2 separate regions of the Homo sapiens genome follow, and region 2 is linked to region 1. A link is a loop called in an ENCODE intact Hi-C map of the cell type or tissue named here. Cell type or tissue: PC-3. All regions are shown on one strand.

What was found. Peaks named below come from ENCODE experiments on the same cell type or tissue, not always from the same donor. Only the 100,000 strongest peaks of a DNase experiment are listed, where the experiment ranks them.
Region 2: a loop joins it to region 1, with 3 times the contacts of the local background. A loop is called at or near these places in 1 of 110 quality-filtered maps.

The regions. Positions count from the first base shown.
Region 1 is chr13:46,903,418-46,908,417 of GRCh38, reverse strand. No RefSeq gene overlaps it. Among named protein-coding and RNA genes, the nearest start is that of HTR2A, 8.9 kb to the right of the region's middle. In PC-3, a CTCF peak has its summit at 2,982; a DNase peak (open chromatin) is centred at 2,947.
Region 2 is chr13:47,106,811-47,111,810 of GRCh38, reverse strand. No RefSeq gene overlaps it. Among named protein-coding and RNA genes, the nearest start is that of HTR2A, 210 kb to the right of the region's middle. In PC-3, no CTCF peak of the experiment used is centred here; DNase peaks (open chromatin) are centred at 760, 1,530 and 2,580; H3K27ac peaks cover 3,245 bases.

The DNA of each region.
Region 1 (5,000 bases):
AGGGATGAGAAATTACCTAATGGGTACAATGTGCACCATCTGTGTGATAGTTGCATGGAAAGCCCAGACGTCACCACTACACAAAATATCCACATAACAAGTCAGCATTTGTACCTTCTCTAAGTCTATAAAAATAGAAAATCACACATACACACACACACAAACACACAGTGGGATAAGAAGCTTGACCAAACCAGCCATAAATCCACTAAGACTAGGCTCTAGTTCTATAGGACCTATGGAGAAATTCCCAAAGAAAAAGAAAAGAACACAACAGGGAAAAAAACAAAAACAAAAACTGGCAGACCAAGAATATTCTCCCCTCCTAAAAAGTGACCATGGAGATTAGAACTGACCAAACATGACATGTATGAACATAAAGATCTTAATCAAGCAATCTTTCATATAAATAAGAGCGTGAAGCAGCAATTCAAAATCTCAAATAACCTCATGTAAGATTAGCAGGAACATCAGAAGGAAACATAACAGGAGCTGGCTCATGAAGGAAAACAAAAAGCAGTCACAGGAACGTAGACCACGTTGAAAGCAACAAGAAGAATAGACACTGCTAAAACACAGTAAGAGACAAGGGGGACAGGATCGAGAAAAGTGAGTAAGATAAATAAAAGTGAATAAAGGCAACATATACTCACTATTGGTTTCCCTAAGGAAGACAGTTTAATCAAGATAGTAAAAAGATATGTAAAAATACAGTCAAGAACATTTTAGAGACATTCGGCCAGGCACAGTGCCTCACGCCTGAAATCCCAGCACTTTGGGAGGCCAAGGCAGGTGAATCACTTGAGGCCAGGAGTTCAAGACCAGCCTGGACAACATGACAAAACCCTGCCTCTACTAAAAATTATAAAAATTAGCCGGGTGTGGTGGCGCATGCCAGTAATCCCAGCTACTTGGGAGGGTGAGACAGGAGAATCATTTGAACCCAGCAGGCAGAGGTTGCAGTGAGCCAAGATCATGCCACTGTACTCCAGCCTGGGTGCTGGAGGGAGACACTGTCAAAAAGAAGAGGAGAAGAGGGGAGGGAAGGGTAAGGGGAAGCAGAGAGAAAGAAAATTTTAGGGACATTCAAGAATTTTATCTGCAGATGAAAAGAGCGTACAATGTTATAGGAAAACCTGACACAAAACAACCAACAGTAATAGGTATTCTAGAAAACTTACTAGATATCAAAAGCTCAAAATGAATAAAAGAAAGAGTTATTTGAGCATCTAGACAAAAAGCTTAAGACACCTAAATGGGTGAAAAAAGTCACTGAACTCACACCTCTCTACAGCCATATTCAACTCCAGAAAATAGTTAATACTTACAATGTTCAAGGAAAGAAAATGTGACAAGAATTTTAGACTGATCAAATGTTATTCAAGGATAAAGACAACGTAGAACTGGTGTTGAACTTTAAATCACTCAGGAAATACATTTCCATGACTTTTCTTTGAGGAAACTACTAGAAAACAATCTTTAACCAACCATGAGCTAACTGGACAGCTATAGCAAAATGGAGGGTGGGGAATATTCAACCCATCAAACTACAGGACTAAGACCAGGACAGATATGGGAATTGTGGTCCTAAAACAGGATTTAACATTATAAACCCTGGAAATGTTTAGAAATTATATAATTAACAAAACTAGAAAGACAAGAAAGAAAATATGTATGATGGTTTTTCCTTCTTTTATAGATATTAGCTAAAGCTGGCAAATCAAGCAGTAAAGGCATACATATGCTTAAGTCAGAAGATCCATAAAGACCTTGATGAGTCACAGCTCTGCACAAGGCTATGATGAATTTCCACAGTACATTAATAGGTGTAATATTTTATCCAAACACATTATAGCCTTTGGATTTTCTTTTTGGCAAATGATGTAAAGAGAAGTACTTGATCTTTGTAGAGAAATTCTCTAGAAACAAGTTACTGAAATGCAGATAAAATAAACACTGATGGAAATGGTAAAAGCAGGGAATCTCAAACTGTGGGAAGAAGATAGTATATGGGGATATGGTCACTTTTTTGACTTAAGAAGATTGTGGCTTCCAAAAATACTGCTACATTTTTAGCCCTTGAACATTTATATATTTGTGAAATTTTTCATAAATATCTTTATGAGAAAAATAAGAATTTTGTTTTACAACGAGACAAGTTTTAATAGAGTAACCGACTGGTAGTTCATAAGATATAAAGGTGTTAAAGTTGCCAATTTAAAAAACTCCATGTTAGATGTGAGGAAAACACTAATATATTGTTGGTGGGAATATAAATTAGCATATTATTTTAGACAGCTATTTGGTGGGATCTTTGAAATTTAGCACTTGCAATCCTAATAATTTATTTAACCTGTTCAAAGAAAGACCAGTTAAATAAATTATGTTATATTCATGAGAATTCTATTACCAATCTACACATTTTTAAGTCATATGTATTATATATATATAAAATACATATAATCATATATGTAAACACTTGTATATGCAAAGAAAATAAAGGATATAAAATATGAGGAGTATGAAAGATTCTTTCAACATGGTTTGACTTTTTTACACTATGCATTTTTATAGTTAAAAATGAAATAAAGAAAGATCAAATTTACAATATAGTATCAATGTTAAATGTTTTTTAGATCTCAGAATCAAACATTAGGATTGGAAGGGACCTACAAGGACATCAAAGCCAACTCATTCTATGAATATTTCTCCTCCAGAGATTCTAGAAATTTAGTGTCCAGTCTTCTTCAACCTTCTTGTTCTGACAATTCACAACCTCCTGGTGCCTAAGTATTTGTGGTTCTGGCAGGAAGATCCCAGAACCAAGTCACCCTATCATAGTCTTGTACTCTAGGGCCAATGGCCACCACGTGAGTATGAATGAAGAATTGTACTGGCCACCTAACCACTGCAGAATGCCAAGGAGCTAAGGTGATTCCATGACAAATCAACTTTCTTGAAAAGGGCAGAAAAGGCTGCAACAGAGACACTATGTGGCAGCAAGAAGCAATGGCAATGGAGGACTGATCAGTTACCCCTCCACATAAGGTTTGGTGTGGGACTGACCTCTTTGGTCAGAGACTCCAGAGTCCTTCATCAATCTGGGGGGAAGCGGGGATAGTAATGGGCTTCAAAAGGGAGATACTAGACATCGTGTTTTAAGGGCAGATAGGAAACCAAATGATTAATTTTTACAAATATTTATCTTTTTTACTCCAAAATTATGGAGCATGTCTTACCAGACATATTGAAATACAATGTACAACCTTATCCTGGACAACACCGTCAAGCATAATTTGAGATGGAAAATAGAACAGGAAGAGTAATTTCAACTAAATTGAGATAATGTTCTGATCCATTTCAGTGGTTTCTAGGACCCCATCTGAGATATTGGTAAAAGGCTCTGAGGGGATTAAGTGCCTAAGTCATCAATATCAGGTGGACAGAGGAACAATAATTTGGTTCTTAAAAGTATCCTCATGAAGGTGAGAACTTGAATTTTCTGATATACTGGGAAACTCCCAAAGAAGGCAGTATTTCATATTCATACTGATTGACCTGTGGCTGCTGAAGCCATTGGAATGCAGAGAAACCAAGAATCTGGTCTGCCCATTCTACCCTGAAGTCAAAATTCAAGACTTCCATTCTCCCAAACTGCCACTCATCACAAAGGAGGGAGAGCATCAACGTGAGTCAAGACCAGGGACACCATTAGGCCATATTGTTAACAGATCACTGAAAGCAGCAAAGAGGTTAAAAATCTATCCTCTGAGTAGAGAACTCTCATTATTTTCATTTTAGGTGTGTCTCTTTCCTCCCATAGGCCGCTTTTCTCATAGAGCTGGTTTGATAAAATTGGTCCAAAAGGCTCCTCTTTCCAGTGGGAAGTACCTGAACCATCAGTCTCTCCCCATCCCCCACAGCATGAAGTGGGAACTGGCATGGGCTCAGAGGACAGATCTAACAGGCTGCTAGCCAGGCCCTGACCAGGAAAACAGAACCCTTACAACCCAAATGGTCCCGTCTGGTTCACTACATGCCCTCGTTAAGAATAAGAGGTAAATGTACCTCGAATGTCCCTTCAGCCACAGACACCTGACAGTTGGTGCCAGAACAAAATTTGGGATCCTGGCCAAATATCTTATGATTCAACCAATAAGCACCTGCAAAAATGTGTGAGGGTAATTCTTTGGGACTAGCAAAAATATTTTTCCTCCAATAGTTCTACATTTTTCTTATAAGAAAGGTAATCATCTTGCTCTGTAATGAGAATCTAAGTGATAATATATTCATTTCTCCCAAAACCTAGGTTATGCCTGGTAGTAAATTAGATATTTTGGGAAACACACTTTTAGATCACTGACTGGCTGAAGTGCTATTTACCTCCAGAGTAAAAATGTAAAAAATGATCTCCCTGTGACCTCAAAAAAATTGTGATGCCTCGTGAAACAACCAAGTATGACTCAGACACCAGAGCCAATGTAGCTGAGTAAAAACACAACAAAAAATAGATAAGGATGTACCCTCTGCTAATAGAGAGTCATTATTTTACAGGCCTGGACAAAAGGCCTGTATTTTTATTTGGGAAAGGGTCCATTTCCTGCAGTGTCAGTGAAGCTGGTAAGTCATGTTGCTCTGATCCCCTGCCCAGAGGGATGGCAGGGTGACCCAGACTGGCTAATTTGAGTACTCTATTCCCCTAGCTATCATGTTCATTTCAGAGATGGGCACGTGGGTCTAACCAGGGTCTCGTCTGCAAGTGAAAAATACTCTACTGCAGAGTTAAATCCTGTTTCACAGCCTGCAATTATGTAAAATCAGAACTGCCAACCACCACCTTTTCCAGTTACATGAAAGAAGTCACCTATAGAGGAAGAGAATCAGGTCAGTGAAAGGGAAGCAGATTCTAGAGGTAGCAACATAGCCCTAATAAGGTCCTTTTAGCCACTAGATCCTGCCATGCCTTAAGTTAGTCCCACCTTGGACTTGTCAATTACTTG
Region 2 (5,000 bases), 200 kb before region 1:
TGTGACCCCCTCCCTTACACTCAAGTTAAAAGAGAATATCAACAGCCTGTCTTCTCTCTGTGGACAGTGGACCTTATCTATACTCCCCAACTCCACATTCCTTAAAGTTTATTACAGGCCCAGCAAGTTCCTGCACGGCTGCAGGGTCACAAGACTGTTAAGTTTAGGTTGTAAGACATGTTTCTCTCAAGATATAAGAAATATTGTAATGCTGCCTTTGTTTCTTGCTTCTGCAACTTGCTTCCCACCTCACGTAGTTCCTGCCTTAAGATGTTTAAAAGTAGGAAAAGCCCTTTGTTTGGGGCTCAGACTTTCTGGACGTATGTCCGGCTGAGCCAGTGATCACCTTAATTTAATAAACTCTCCTGAACCTTTTTCAGTCTCTCCTGTGTTTGATTGTTCCACAACATTTCTGGGGGCTCATCTGGGATTGGAGATGGCAGATTTTCTGTCTCCTTTGCCTGTAGGCTAGAGCCCCAGGACGTGGGAGACCGGGGTCCTTGGCACCACCGAGAGTTTCAGCCCGGAAGGAGAATTACCTTCCGTGTTCCGGAGCCCTCCCTGACAGCAGAAATGGAACTGGTAAAAGGAGTTGCAGGACAGTCACAGGAGCAGCACTCAGACATATGAACCATGGTAAGGTTTGGGCCCTAAGGCAAGACCCGTCCCATAAGGACGGAAGGGGACTCTGATCACCTCCCAGGGCATGATGACTAGTCCAACCCAAGGGGGTTGGGACAATGGGAGAGGCCCATTGATTCGGACAAAACTCACACCCTGACACCCGACATGGGTGGGGCTCATGAGTCAGTCAGAAAGGCAAACCGTTTCGGGGACGGGGGAGGTGTGTGAAAGTGTGTGAAAGAGATGGTCTCGGGAGAGACCAACGCGGGGCGTGACGTGGGGAGGCACAGATCTCTTAGCATGGACTGTGTGCTCTGAGGAGAGTGTAGGAAAAAGCAGACCTAGGACACTGCATACAGCCCATAGGACAAGTTCCACAGCTGCAGCTAGCTGTGACAGGAATTAATGCACACTTCTGGCTAAGCAGTGTCTGAACCTCCCGTAATAGGACTCGTTCTGGTGGATCCCAGAGTGAAAGTGCATCATGAGGGAGGAAATGGGAGGAAAAGTGTCAAGGCCTACTCCACTGTAGTGCATGCTGAAACACTTTAAAAAAGGTTTTAATGGTGATTATGGGATTAAGCTAACTCCACAGAAACTGAGAACCCTTTGTGAGATAGACTGGCCGTCTTTTAATGCAGGGTGGCTGGCCAAGGGGACAACAGACAGGGAGATAATTGGCTAAATGTTTCGGGTAGTCACCAGGCTTGGGGAACAGCCTGGGCACCTGGGATCAGTTTCCGTATATCAACTCCTGGCTAAGTGTAATTCAGACGCACCCTAAGTGGCTGCAGGCCTGCTTTGAGACGTACTGTAAGACACTAATGGCCCAGACAAAACCAGGGACAATAGAAAGAGGCTGCAAGGCATCAGAAAAAGAATAGGAGTTACAGGAAAAGCAGAAAAAACCTGTCCTACAGGCCCAACCTGAAGTGTTAGAAAGTCCACCCCCTGTGCACCAATTTATCCATCCCTGGCAAGGCTTGGACAGGAGGCTACCCCAGCTGCCTCCAGAGGCTCAGACTCAGAAGAAAGCACCCCTCAGACAACACCACACAGAGAGGAGCCAGAGCCCTTGCCTGAAAAGCCAAGGGAGGAACTCCAGGTGGATGAGGTCGGCCACCTTAGGTCGGGCCGTGCCCGAGCAATGCAGATGCCCCTCCGAGAAACACTGGGACAAATTTATTTGAATGCACAGAATGAAGTCTAGGGAGGAGAAAAGCTCTTCGTTTATCAGCCCTTCTCTACTACTGATCTCTTAAATTGGAGACAACATACTTGCTCCTATACAGAGAAGCCTCAGGCTCTTATAGATCTAATGCAGTCTATTTTCCTAATTCACAATCCTACCTGGGCTGATTGCAAACAACTTCTTCTGTCATTATTTAATATGGAAGAGTGCTGTAGAGTTATAGAAGTCGCTCTCCAGTGGCTGGAGAACAATGCGCTTGTAGGCACACGAGATACCAGGCAGTATGCACAACAAGCACTCCCGAGAGAGGCTGACCCAGCCTGGGACCCTAACCAGGCTCAAGTGCTACAAAGTTTGCAGCGGTATTGAGAGGCACTTCTAATGGAATAAGGGCTGGAGGAAAAAAGGCCACCAATATTGGAAAGGTCTCAGAGGTCCACCAGAAGCCAGATGAAAGTCCCGGTGAATTTTATGAGACGTTCTGTGAGGCTTACTGGCTTTACACACCATTTGACCCAGAGGCTGCAGGTAATCAGTGTATGGTTAATGCAGCATTTGTAACCCAGGTGCAAGGAGACATAAAGTGAAAGCTTCAGAAGTTAGAAGGGTTTGAAGGCATGAATGTTACCCAGTTTATCCAGGTGGCTACTAAGGTGTTTGTAAGTTGGGATGAGGCCAAGAGAGAAGCTCGACGCAGATCTAAAGAAAAGGGCGGACTTGCTGGCAGCAGTCTTAGTTGGAAGAGAAACTGGTTTTGTGAGAGGATGTGGTCGTGGTTGCAGTCATGATAGAGGACTAGCTAGGCAAAACCAGGAAGCTAAGCCAGGATGAGAGGGCTGACTTAGGCTTGAGAGAGATCAATGTGTGAGATGCAAGCAGATGGGACACTGGAAGAATGAATGCCCAGAAAGAGAAAAGGATAGAGGCAACAATCCAGGACAAAAGAGCTGGCCAGAGCCCCCTGCCACCAGTCAAGGGTTTCAGAAGTCAGACATGGAATTAATCGGACTAGCAGGAATCAATGATTATTATGAGGACTGAGACAGACTGGGCTCCATTTCATTAGGCCCGGAGGAGCCTATGGTCTCAATGGAGGTAGAGGGCTGAAAAACAGACTTTATGGTTGATACTGGTGCGGAGCACTCAGTAGTAACTCAAGTGATTGGGCCATTGTCTAAAAATTATGTAACTATAATTGGAGCAAAGGGGGTATCGCTGGCTTTCTAACTCTAGGATGTTAAGATATCAAGGAATTTTGTGTGAAAACCCCTACATAACCAGCCACACTGCTGCCAATAGAATGGACAGAGCATGGAAAGCCCTCGTTGTATGGCCCAGGGTATCATTGCTGTGTGGAAACAATGGATGAGGTTTCCTCAAGCTGAAAAGACTTAAAGGACCAGCCCTTAAAAGACCCAGATGTGGCCGGGCACGGTGGCTCATGCCTGTAATCCCAGCACTTTGGGAGGCCAAGGCAGGTAGATCACAAGTTCAGGAGATCCAGACCATCCTGGCTAACATGGTGAAACCCCGTCTCCACTAAAAAATACAAAAAAATTAGCTGGGTGTGGTGGCGAGCACCTGTAGTCCTAGCTGCTTGGGAGGCTGAGGCAGGAGAATGGCGTGAACCCAGGAGGCAGAGCTTGCAGTGAGCTGAGATCGTGCCACTGCACTCCAGCCTGAGCGACAGAGCAAGACTCCATCTCACAAAAAACAAACAAACAAACAAACAAACAAAAAACCCAGATGTTGAATACTTTACTGATGGAAGCAGCTTCATATCTGAAATTGTCAGAGAGGCTGGATATGCAGTGGTAACACTGAATTCAGTAGCTGAAGCCCACCCTCTGCCAGTCGGAACTTCAGCCCAAAGAGCTGAGCTAATAGCTTTCACTAAAGCATTGCTCTTGGCCAAAGGAAAGTCAGTAAACATCTATACTGACTCAAGGTATGCTTTTGCCACTTTGCATGCCCATGGATCCATATATAAGGAAAGAGGATCATTAACAACTGAAGGAAAGGAAATCAAAAATAAAAAGGAAATAGAGCACCTCTTAGATGCTGTATGGGCTCCAAAAGAAGTAGCAGTCATCCATTGTAAAGGGCATCAAACAGAGGAGGTGCTGAGGCTACAGGAAACAGAAAGGCAGACAGAGAAGCCAAAAGAGCTGCAATGACAGAGGTTCACTCTGATGATAGGTTCTTTTGCTGTGCAGAAGCTCTTTAGTTTAATTAGATCCCATTTGTCAATTTTCACTTTTGTTGCAATTGCTTTTGACATTTTCATCATGAAATCTTTGCCCATGCCTATGTCCTGAATGATATTGCCTAGGTTTTCTTCTAGCTTTTTTATGATTTTGGGTTTTACATTTAAGTATTTAATCCACCTTGAGTTAATTTTTGTATAAGGTGTGAGGAAAAGGTTCGGTTTCAGTTTTCTGCATATGGCTAGCCTGTTTTCCCAGAACCATTTATTAAATAGGGAATCCTTTCCCCATTGCCTGTTTTTGTCAGGTTTGTCAAAGATCAGATGGTTGTAGATGTGTGGTATTATTTCTGAGGTCTCTGTTCCATTCCATTGGTCAATATGTCTGTTTTGGTACTAGTACCATGGTGTTTTGGTTACTGTAGCCTTGCAGTATAGTTTGAAATCAGGTAGCATGATGCCTCCAGCTTTGTTCTTTTTGCTTAGGATTGTCTTGGCTAAACGTGCTTTTTTTGGTTCCATATGAAATTTAAAGTAGTTTTTCTAATTCTGTAAAGAATGTCAACAGTAGTTTGATGGGAATAGCATTGAATCTTTAAATTACTTTGGGCAGTATGGCCATGTTCACGATATTGATTCTTCCTCTCCATGAGCATGGAATGTTTTTCCATTTGTTTGTGTCCTCTTTTATTTCCTTGAGGAATGGTTTGTAGTTCTCCTTTTATGTTCCTTGTTAGCTGTATTCCTAGGTATTTTACTCTCTTTGTAGCAATTGTGAACGGGAGTTCATTCATGATTTGGCTCTCTGCTTGTCTATTGTTGGTGTATAGGAATGCTTGTGATTTTTGCACATTGATTTTGTATCCTGAAACTTTGCTGAAGTTGCTTATCAGCTTAAGGAGATTTTGGGCTGAGACGATGGGGTTTTCTAAATACAGAATCATGCCATCTGCAAAGAGAGACAATTTGACTTCCTCT